2 separate regions of the Homo sapiens genome follow, and region 1 is linked to region 2. A link is an interaction called in ENCODE POLR2A ChIA-PET data of the cell type or tissue named here. Cell type or tissue: MCF 10A. All regions are shown on one strand. Each heading gives the region's core, and the rest is flanking DNA. Links, peaks and the distances in the headings are about the cores only. Region 1 overlaps TENT5B (terminal nucleotidyltransferase 5B). Region 2 overlaps ARID1A (AT-rich interaction domain 1A).

Region 1 (5,325 bases), core at 326-5,325, 300 kb before region 2:
CTAAAAATACAAAAATTAGCTGAGTGTGGTGATGGGCGCCTGTAATCCCAACTATTCGGGAGGCTGAGGCAGAAGAATCACTTGAACCTGGGAGGCGGAGGTTGCAGTGAGCTGAGACTGCACCACTGCACTCCAGCCTGGATGACAGACTCAGACTCAAAAAAAAAAAGACACCTGTCCCCATAGATTCTGGCAACAAGGTCCAGTGCTCGGCACTCATTAGATGCCTAGCCTCCTTCTGCCACCCTCTGTGTTCCTGATGGCCAGCTGCTTACGCCCCATTCTCCGTGTTCCTTGTGGCCAGTTGCTTACCCTCCCATTGCCATGACAATATCTTCCCCTGGTAAAGTTGCTCCTCCCGGAAGTCTTCCTGGAGGGCGCCGCCCGCCTCTGATTGCCCCACCACAGCTTGCCTTCTCAGCACTTAGGTGCATTCTTTGTAGTAATTCCCTGGGAGGCAAGGAGAACAGCCTGGTCTGGAGCTGGGTGCTGACTTGGCAGCAAGGCAGGGTTGCAGAATCACTCAGGACAGGAATGCTGCCTGGTCACTTTCAGGACAACTTTGGGTTACTGAGAAAACTGAATGTCCCCAACCCCCAGCTTCACTCTTCTCCCTACCTGGTACCTCAGCGGAGGGACCACTTATAGGTTTATCTGTCCTGTGCCATCAGGCCTGGGGACTGTCTGAAGGCTGAGAGTTTTCACTGAGCCTTAGCTGTTTCACCACTGTAAGCCTCAGTTTCCTCATCCGAGAGCAAAAAAAGTATATAATTTTTGCCTCACTGGGTCCTTGTAAGGATGAGTTAGGATGAGTGCATTGTAGTCAAAAGGACATAGGTGAACTTGAGAATCCCAACTAACCTGGGTTCTGGTCTCAGCCTGACCGCTCTGTGACCTTGACTTTACCTCTCTGCACCTGAGGTCCTCCATCTATCAGTCAAAATAATACTCAAATGTAGGATTATGGGGAGGGTTAATGTGGTCATGAATGTGAACTGCTAACCATATTCCCAACACGTTTGAGCAGTTAGCACAGTGCCTGATACAGAACTGTTTTACTAGCAGTTTGAGAGGTAGAATAGCACGGTTAAGACTTAAACCACCGAGCGCGGTGGCTCACGCCTATAATCCCAGCACTTTGGGAGGTGTGTGGATCACGAGGTCAGGAGTTAAAGACCAGCCTGGCCAAGATGGTGAAACCCTGTCTCTACTAAAAATACAAAAATTAGCCGGGCACAGTGGCAGGCCCCTGTAATCCCAACTACTCGGGAGGCTGAGGCAGGAGAATCACTTGAACTCGGGGGACGGAGGTTGCAGTGAGTCGAGATCACGCCACTGCACTCCAACCTGAGTGGCAAAGTGAGACTCCATCTCAAAAAAAAAAAAAAAGACTTGGACTCGGAGTTTTATTCCCAGCTCTGCATTCACCAGCTGTTTGCCTTTGAGCTAGTTACTTGGCCCCTCTGTACTTCCATTTTTGCATCTGTAAAGTGTGAATAATAGTATCCACCTCACAGGGTTATTGTGAGGATTAAGTGACCTGCTGTTTAGTAAATTCTATGCAGATGTGTGCTATTATCATTGCTATTCTTCCTGAGTCATTCCTCCAGATGGGCCATTCTCAGATTAGGTTTAAAGAGTTAAATGACTCCCCCCCAACCCCCCCACCCCCACCCAATAAAAAAAAAAGTTAAATGATTTTCCAAAGGCATAACAGCTGGTTAGGGGCCAATAGTGGTTGAAGTTACCGTGATAAGTAAACGGAAGTCCTTGGTGGACCCCTGAGGCCCGCTCCTGACACCTCTCCTTCCTGCTCTCCCCTGCAGGTGGTCCGCAGCACCCTGGAGGAGCAGGGACTACATGTGCACAGTGTGCGGCTGCATGGTTCAGCTGCCAGCCACGTGCTGCACCCTGAGAGTGGCCTGGGCTACAAGGATCTGGACCTGGTGTTCCGGGTGGACCTGCGCAGTGAGGCATCCTTCCAGCTGACCAAGGCAGTGGTGCTGGCCTGCCTACTAGACTTCCTGCCGGCCGGTGTGAGCCGGGCCAAGATCACGCCACTGACACTCAAGGAGGCATACGTGCAGAAGCTGGTGAAAGTGTGCACAGACTCGGACCGCTGGAGCCTCATCTCACTGTCCAACAAGAGCGGCAAGAACGTGGAGCTCAAGTTTGTGGACTCGGTGAGACGCCAGTTTGAATTCAGCATAGACTCCTTCCAGATCATCCTGGACTCCCTGTTGCTCTTTGGCCAGTGCTCGTCCACTCCCATGTCTGAGGCCTTCCACCCAACGGTCACAGGCGAAAGCCTGTACGGGGACTTCACCGAGGCCCTGGAGCACCTGCGGCACCGTGTCATCGCCACGCGCAGTCCCGAGGAGATCCGAGGTGGTGGCCTCCTCAAGTACTGCCACCTCCTGGTGCGGGGCTTCCGGCCCCGGCCCAGCACCGATGTGCGCGCCCTGCAGCGCTACATGTGCTCCCGCTTCTTCATCGACTTTCCAGACCTGGTGGAGCAGCGGCGCACCCTAGAGCGCTACCTGGAGGCCCACTTCGGTGGGGCAGATGCAGCCCGCCGTTACGCCTGCCTGGTGACACTGCACCGGGTGGTCAACGAGAGCACCGTGTGCCTCATGAACCACGAGCGCCGCCAGACGCTGGACCTCATTGCCGCACTGGCGCTGCAGGCACTGGCTGAGCAGGGCCCAGCTGCCACTGCCGCCCTGGCCTGGCGCCCTCCAGGCACTGACGGGGTTGTGCCAGCCACTGTCAATTACTACGTGACCCCCGTGCAACCTCTCCTGGCTCACGCCTATCCCACCTGGCTGCCTTGTAACTGACTCAGACCCTGGCCAGAAGGGAAGGGACTGGGCCTCACGGGGTGGGGTGGGGCCTCCAAGAGTGTGTGGAGGACATGACCAGAGGCGCAGAATGTGCCAGGAGGCCCAGCACTGCAGGGTTGGGCCTTTGATTGAACAGACCAGACTTTCCCGAGCACGAGGCCCCTGTGGGCTTAATGCCAGCCTGGGGCTCTCAGCAGGAGGACCCTTTGGTTATTGCATCACACTTTTGGACCAGCATGCCGGTGGGGTGCAGGCGCCATTTGTCTTGGAAGTCAATTTCCTTCAGGAGACAAAGCAAGTTTGGGGTGGTAGCCTTAATGCCCAGCACCTTGGATTGATTCCCATGGTCTAAGAGGGTCTTTTTGACTAAGGCCAGCCTGTGGTGATCCCAGCAGCTTTGGAGGGCCTGCAGCCCACACACTGACTGATACATGGTATGTTACAGGGACTTGTCACTTTGGATCAGGCTGGGCCACTACAGGGCCTGATGGGCCAACTTGGGTAATCACTGGGAGGAGGGAAACTGAGGCCCGAGGCAGATACCTGGGTTTGGGGAGGGCTGGGTTTAGCCCGGTTCTCTGAACTACATACCCCCAGCTGTGAAGCCTTCCTCTTGAGGGGTTGAGGTGGGCAGTATACAGGAGCCAAGCAGCCCAGGGTGGGTCGCAGCCCAGGCCCCTTCCAGGGTGCCACTCCTTTCCCCCTTGTGTTGCAAGGAGCCCTCCTGCCTGGGAGCTTGTTCTTTGGAAGGTGCTGAGCCTGAATTTGCCACAGTCAAGTCAACGTTCCCACCCCACTGGCTTGGTTACAGGGCTCTCACATGGGGTAGGGGAGCCATACTCCCACCCCCTTGCGTATTCCCCTGGGTTTGTTGATATTTTGCACTCTTAACACCTGCCAATAAAGACGGTCTACACTGAACCTTAGTGCCATGCTTCCTCTGGGGAAAGAAGGACCTTCCGTAGCAGTGGGGGTTGCAGCTGCCTCCCCCAGTTGGAGTCTGGCTTGTACTGTGGAAGGGAGCATTTGCGGGGGCGGGGTTTGAAGCCTGGGCTATGGCTGGGGGACTGCCCCTCCTTCTCCCAACCCCAGCCGCAGCCTGACCAGCTGTATATTAAGAGCTGCTGTCTACATGTGTGACCTGCACGTTGCCTTAGCAGGTCTAGGGCTCTTGTTAAGGAGTAAATATTTTTATGTTTTCTACCTGGAATCCAAATAGCTCTGGGCCTAGACTCAGACTCTGGTGCTCAGGGGTACTTGTTCCCAGCTCTGTCTACCCCGTCTCTTCCAAGGGAGCAGCTAGAGAACAGGCTGGGTGAATCTGGACTGGAGGCCCCTCCAGTAAAGGTGGCTGAGACTGGGGAACTTGTAGGGTTCCCCCTAAGCCTGAGCCCAGGTAGGGCCTCTATTTGGGAGAGGCTCCCTCAGTCCTCCAGCTCCTTCCCTTGCCCCGAGCACTGATGGGTGTGCTCTGGCTCGCTCTAATCAGATCCCCTGGATGGGGAGGGTCTCCCCTTCCCAAACCCACATGGGGCCATGCCAGGCTGTCTAGGAGTGTCAGCCGCAAGTTCCTAGCATGCTGCGCCCTCAGAGTATCAGCCAGTCAGTCATGGGCCTGGACGCTGCCTGCTGTTTGCCCAGACTCTTTGATCCAGGGATTGCAAAGCCCTTAACATATTCAGCCTCATTAGGGGCCTCTGAAGTGGTGACTTTGATGGTTCTGGCCAGGGTGGAAAAAACAATGCTGCAGAGGAGGCCCCAGGTCACCAGGGTGAGTCCAGCCACCTCACCTGCTCTGAGTCCCTTGTGCTGCTGGGCTCAAAATGGCTGGAAAGTGAACAGAAAGGCTTTCTTTGCTTGGTGACTAAAACCAGCTCCCACCCCCATCCCAGCTGTGACCACCCAACTATGGTCATGGGAAGGACTAAGTTTGTCTCACCTCCTGAGTTGGCTATTTCAGCCTTGGCATGAGAGGCTCACAGTGTAAACACAACAGACTTACCTTTTTGGGCTGGGGGGTGGAGTTCACCTGGATGTGCTTGTTTAGTTAAGGGCTGAAAAAGCGAGAAACCCATTTGGTACATGTGTGTATACACTGCATTCAGCCACCATGTGCCAGACACCGTTCTGGGTGCTGGGAATACATCAGCAAACAAAAGACAAAATCCCTGTCCTTGTGAAGACTACATTCTAACGGAGTAGATAGAAAATAAACCGAACCGTATGGTCTTAGATGATCAGTGATATGTAAAAATATAGCAGGGTAAGGGACTGGAAATGCTGGGTTTTGAAAATTGAAAAATAAGTCAGGAGCCTGGCGCAGTGGCTCATGCCTGTAATCCCAGCACTTTGGGAGGCTGAGGTGGGCAGATCACTTGAGGTCAGTAGTTCAAAATCAACCTGGCCAACATGGTGAAACCCCATCTCTACTAAAAATACAAAAATTAGCTGGGTATGGTGGCGTGTGCCTGTAATTCCAGCT
Region 2 (5,376 bases), core at 154-5,153:
GCCCCTTAGTATTTATATCAACATAACTTCCTGGAGGGTGACAAAAATCTGTCCTGGATTACTGGGTGATTTCTAATATGTACCATGACCAACACTAAGTCAACATTTTAGGGATCAAATTTCCTACTCTGCAGCATGTTGGAATGCATTCTTGGCATTAGACTTCTTCCCATTCCAGTCCACCCTTAGAAAATGCAGAAGCCACTGGGAAATAGACTCAACCTGTCCCAAGATAATATTCCAGCTATGCACAAGTGACTAACAAAAACAAACAGAAGTTCATTCAGATGTCCCTTCACATTCAGTAAAAAACTAATTTCATCCATTTAAATGGAGAGGAGGGGTAATTTCAGGAAGAATACTCAAGGCTACTAAGTCAATATTCACCCGAACTTGGATTCCTCTAAAACCTGGGAATGATCAGAGTTCAAGCCCCTAAACACCTGTAATCCATAGGAGGTTAACTATGGTGCCCAATTCTGAGTAACTGAAAACCCACTTTTGCAAAATGCCAAAATGGCAAGGCAAAAAAAGTGGAAAAGGTATTTCTAAACCAGAATGTTTATCCAAGACTCCAGTACTTTCAGCAGGTCATGGACCATTACTTGAGGGGGGGGGAAAAAAAAAAAAGGCTGGGCGTGGTGGCTCACACCTGTAATTCCAGCACTTTGGAAGGCCAAGGTGGGTGGATCACACCCGAGGTTGGGAGTTCAAGACCAGCCTGGCCAACATGATGAAACCCCACCTCTACTAAAAATACAAAAATTAGCCGGGCATGGTGGTGGAAGCCTATAATCCCAGCTACTCAGGAGGCTGAGGCATGAGAATCGCTTGAACCTGGGAGGCAGAGGTTGCAATGAGCCAGATTGCACCACTGTACTCCAGTCTGGGTGACAAAGTAAGACTCCATCTCAAAAAAAAAAAAAGGTCTGCAGTACTTCTGTACTGGAGCAGTGTAACCAATCCTTCTCCAGGTAGAAGCATTACAGTGGCCTGGCACTGGACATGCCATGCATCTTCAGCTGTTAAGCATCCACTGATGATCCTTGACCGGTGAAGTGCCAAGGCCCAACCACAGATCGACCAGCAGGTAAAGAAACCAAAATCACTATATTCCAGAGGCTCCACAAGGATTAAGCATTGGTGAGCAGCATTTGTTAGCTGCTTGGCCATAGTAACCTAATAAAAAACAAATTTTTTTTTTTTTTTTGAGACAAGGTCTTGGCTCCATTGCCCAGGCTGGAGTGCACTGGCGTAATCATGGCTTACAACAGCCTCAACCTCCTGGGCTCAAGCAATCCTCCTGCCTCAGCTTTCTAAGTAAACTGCGACTACAGGCACGTACCACCACATCCAGCAATTTTTGTGTCTTGTAAAGATGGGGTCTCCCTATGTTAATAGCCTGGTCCCAAGGCTGGTCCTGGGCTTGGGCAATCCTCCCACCTTGGCCTCCCAAAGTGCTGGGATTATAGGTGTGAGCTACCGCGCCCGGCCAAAAACAGTATTAAAGGCCATTTCTATGAATAAATGGGCAGACTGCATATGTGCAGGCTTACCTAACCCATCAACCTCAATATAAGGTCTAACACAAGCAACTTGACTTGAACACAGCTCCCAGCTCCTCAGAAATAGCAGCCTAAGAGTCCCAACAGATACTTACTTCGTGGCTCTTGTTTTAAGAAAGGTCAACTAACTCTGCCAAGACAGACTCACCAACAAAGTTGAACCACCATTACTACAGAGCTGTCCAGGGCACACAACTCTGAAGGTGACATGACCTTCCAAATCCAAATTTACTAGAAAAGTGCCCCTGAACTAGCCAAGAACTTAACAGTCTGTACCAAAGGCTCTACCTGACCACAAGAACCACTAAGACCCTGGAACCACTCTTTCAGGGAGTTTTATGGTTAGAGTCCAAATTCTCAAAGTCATTGGAACACTGAGACAGCTACTGGTCTGGAGATGGATGTGCAATGTGGATTCTATCAAGCCCATGGAACTTAAGAATAGCATTATGAAAAGGCAAATTAGTATTCTAAGTTTCTTGAACATTTAGCTTCACAAAAAAAGCCTCTGAAAAGCTGTCCCAGGTTAACCCTGCCAAACTGATTGAACCTTTTCCTCTAATTCCTTCAGCTCACATAATTAGTGTGGTCTACATCCATTTATGAAACCTTGCTTTTCAAGTTTTCCAGATGTGTGCACATAAGCATGCTTTCCTAAGAAAACTAAATGCCTCTGAAGGAGATATTGTTTCTACCTTTTAAATCTCTTCCTAGTACCTAGCTGGTGTAATCACATAGGGCTATTTCCCATCCCCATTGGAATTTCCTGATCTCTCTGACTTAGAAACTATGCTCTCAGCAATAAGTCTGAAGTTCCTAATACCCTCACTACCAACATACTGGGAAAGGACCATGCAATATTAAGCAACCTATGTCAGTGCCAATCCAAGTTTTTGTGTTTTGTATTAAAACAAGCTGATAGCCTTTGGTAGTAAGTTAGCTGAACCTAAAAATCATAGTCAGGACCATAATTACATTCATATTCCCTGCTACTATATAAACAGCTAAGTCAAAAGGGCACTTCCAGGACTCTGGTGTAAAAAACACTTCTTATAAAGAAAACTGGTGTCAGAATCAATGAATCTAGTTAAAAAAGACATTCTGAGAAGGCAAATCTGGTCATCTCACAAGGCTACCAAAGAAGAGGACCACAGACAGACAGCTAAAATATTCATAGATTCTTCTTCTTCTTCCATAAAAAGAATGTGTCACTGAAGGAACCCAGATATGTTTTTAATCCTAAAATGGCAATTTCAAAAACAAAGACTGTATCTACTCACATAATCCTTCAAGTAAGATGTAGTGAGTCCCCAAATATTTGGACTTTGTACTGACCCAGGAACAGAGTGTAAAGGCATATTAATTTTATCATAAGTGATACACAGAAGTCCAGTAAAAACTGTATAAATAAACCCAGGCCATTGGGTAGTGGACTTATAATCCCCAGCACAACAGCAAAATTGAGGATAAAGATCACACTCAAGTTGCAGTATCTTTTTTCTCCTTTCTAATATTCCAGAAATGCAAACCCAAGCCAAAAATAATCTCACCAAGCTACCCTTTAAACCTCAAAGTCTCATAAGCCAAGTGTCTGGGGTAATACTTACCTTACTATTGACAGTCAGGATCTTCTTTCCAAACTTCTATTTTCACTATGAAACTGCAATTGACTTTAACAGGATACCACATGCCCTGAACTTAGCACGCAGCCAGGGCCACAGAGGTTTCACTACCAGGGCAGCATCTTTCCATTTCAATTTTTTTTTAGATCACTTCTTATCTCCACACTCACTGCCCCCCAGCACTACCCTTTTCCTATCCCCAAGTCTTTTTCCCCAATGTTATTTTACTCCACCACATGAGGAGGCTAGCATTATCTTTGCTTGAAAACTGTTTATTAATTTGCCTGTCAAACATTCTATAGAACAGTTTACATCTTACTACAGAAACCTCCTGGGTACATATTGACAGCTCAGCAAGTATTTACACAAAGCTCTGAAACATTTGGTTCCTTCAGAGACGATAGAAGATGCTGTGTCAAGCACAGAATTATCAAACACTGTTCCCTCTACCCTTTTCCCTCCTTTATAAAGGGAAGCTTCCTTCCTCTAATATACCTAAATTACACTTCTAAACTACTAAGCCAGGAAGAGAAAGAATGGAAATTCAGGTGTGCTGGAGAAGAGAAAGAATAGCATTTCCAGGACCACGTGCAAAGCACACCATGTAGTTTTTTAAACCATAGCGATGAGAAACAACAAATGCACCTATGAAATTGACCCTGAAACGCAGCTTTTCCTCTTCCAGTCTCAGGAACATTTGCTTCTCTCTCAGCAAAACTTACAGGGCAAGTCCAGGCACTCAGATTACAACCAACTGCCCAAACCAGACCTAGACCTGCCCAAACACCAGGAGTCTGGAGAGCTTAATGCTCCCTCTCTCTCCCTACCCCTCCCCAAAAGCAGCAGAATATCAACACTGAACTTATGAATATCCATTCCTCACCCCAACCCCAAGTGCAAAAGCCTCCTGGGGATCCTGAAGCAACTATTTTTCAAGTCTTGCTTTAATGAAATCTACCTAACTTTCCAACGACTATTTAGTGTTTTAAAACCACCAGCCAGGTGGAATGACTAATGACAAACAGATTAACAGTTTCAAGGCAACAGTCTGGTAGAGCTTTTTCTGTAAAAGTCTACAGACCACAATGGCACCCAACTGTTCAGAGCTTGTTCCTGTGAATCCCAGGAGAAAATAGCTTTGAGTTCCTTCAGTCCAGGGGAAGAAAGATGGTCTCAAGACCCCTGATTTATGTACAGAAAGCTGCCTTCATAACAAGCCAGCTATGGAAGCACAGATATGTAGCATCTTAGAGTGAGAAGGCCATGCAGACCAACTTCATTTTATTGATGAGGGAGAAAATGAAAAATAGAGAAAGCAAATGACCTGCCCAGGGTCACACAGCTTAATCTGGAGCTGTATGTGGAACCTAAGCCTCCTCCTTCCTCCTCCTGTTGTGAGTCCTGTGCTCTTTACCACTAACGCAACACACAACTCAAGTATGCATCAGTAATAACAACGTAAGTGTGCGTCAGTAATGATAATGACCAATCTAAACAAGGAAAAACCCAGAGATAAAAGCCACAGGAATCAGGACTCCATTCAAGCCCCAGGTATTACAGCTCACTGGCAGAAAAGAACTACTCGGTGCCAATATATTTGAATACCACATTTTTACCATATTTACAAGCTTCAGTTGCTTCTAGAATTTTGAGAGTTGAAGCCAATCAATACAACCTTTTGAGGGATGGGAACAGGAAAGAGCCCTGCCTATTACTTTGTTAGCCTATTCCCTCATTCTAAAAAAGTTCACTAACCTCTTTGCAAAAGGTCTACTGTAGACATTACACCTACAGGAGTCAATCCAACATATTAATGTTTAATGCAATCCAAGACATCCTGTTTCAGCAGGTGCTGCTTGTCATGGTTACTCATGTCACACACAAAGAAAGGAACCTAAAAAGTCCTCACAGGGCCCAATACACAAGAAGCCAAACCTGGTCCTGGCTGCTTTCTCTGTTCTCACACCACCATCTCAATCCTCATCACCCCAGCTCTCTCATGAACAGTAGAGAAACATGAAACCCCCACAACTAAAGTGCCATCTCAGTGTGGTTTTCCTGGTCCCTCCTACTTGAGAGAGCTCCAAGAGTCCTGTATTTCAGCCAGCCTAGAATTTCTGCCAGTAGGCATTCCCATAATAAATCTAGGATTCCTGTATCTGTTTCCCAGGAGTCAGAAATATCATTTG

What was found. ChIA-PET counts read pairs that join two places held together with the same protein. Peaks named below come from ENCODE experiments on the same cell type or tissue, not always from the same donor. Only the 100,000 strongest peaks of a DNase experiment are listed, where the experiment ranks them.
Region 1: POLR2A ChIA-PET joins it to region 2 with 5 read pairs; 2 of 35 experiments call an interaction of 5 or more read pairs at or near these places.

Annotation. Positions count from the first base shown.
Region 1 is chr1:27,003,459-27,008,783 of GRCh38, reverse strand. It overlaps TENT5B (terminal nucleotidyltransferase 5B), which reads left to right. Exons shown (of 2, transcript NM_052943.4): 2 at 1,827-3,764. The coding sequence ends at 2,840. Among named protein-coding and RNA genes, the nearest start is that of TENT5B, 6.7 kb to the left of the region's middle. RefSeq lists enhancers at 1-448, 1,093-1,736, 1,737-2,380, 2,381-3,024, 4,313-4,957. In MCF 10A, for the core only: no CTCF peak of the experiment used is centred there; DNase peaks (open chromatin) are centred at 413 and 2,873.
Region 2 is chr1:26,700,694-26,706,069 of GRCh38, reverse strand. All of the region lies in intron 1 of ARID1A (AT-rich interaction domain 1A), which reads right to left. Among named protein-coding and RNA genes, the nearest start is that of ARID1A, 7.4 kb to the right of the region's middle. RefSeq lists a silencer at 1,778-2,072. In MCF 10A, for the core only: no CTCF peak of the experiment used is centred there; a DNase peak (open chromatin) is centred at 169.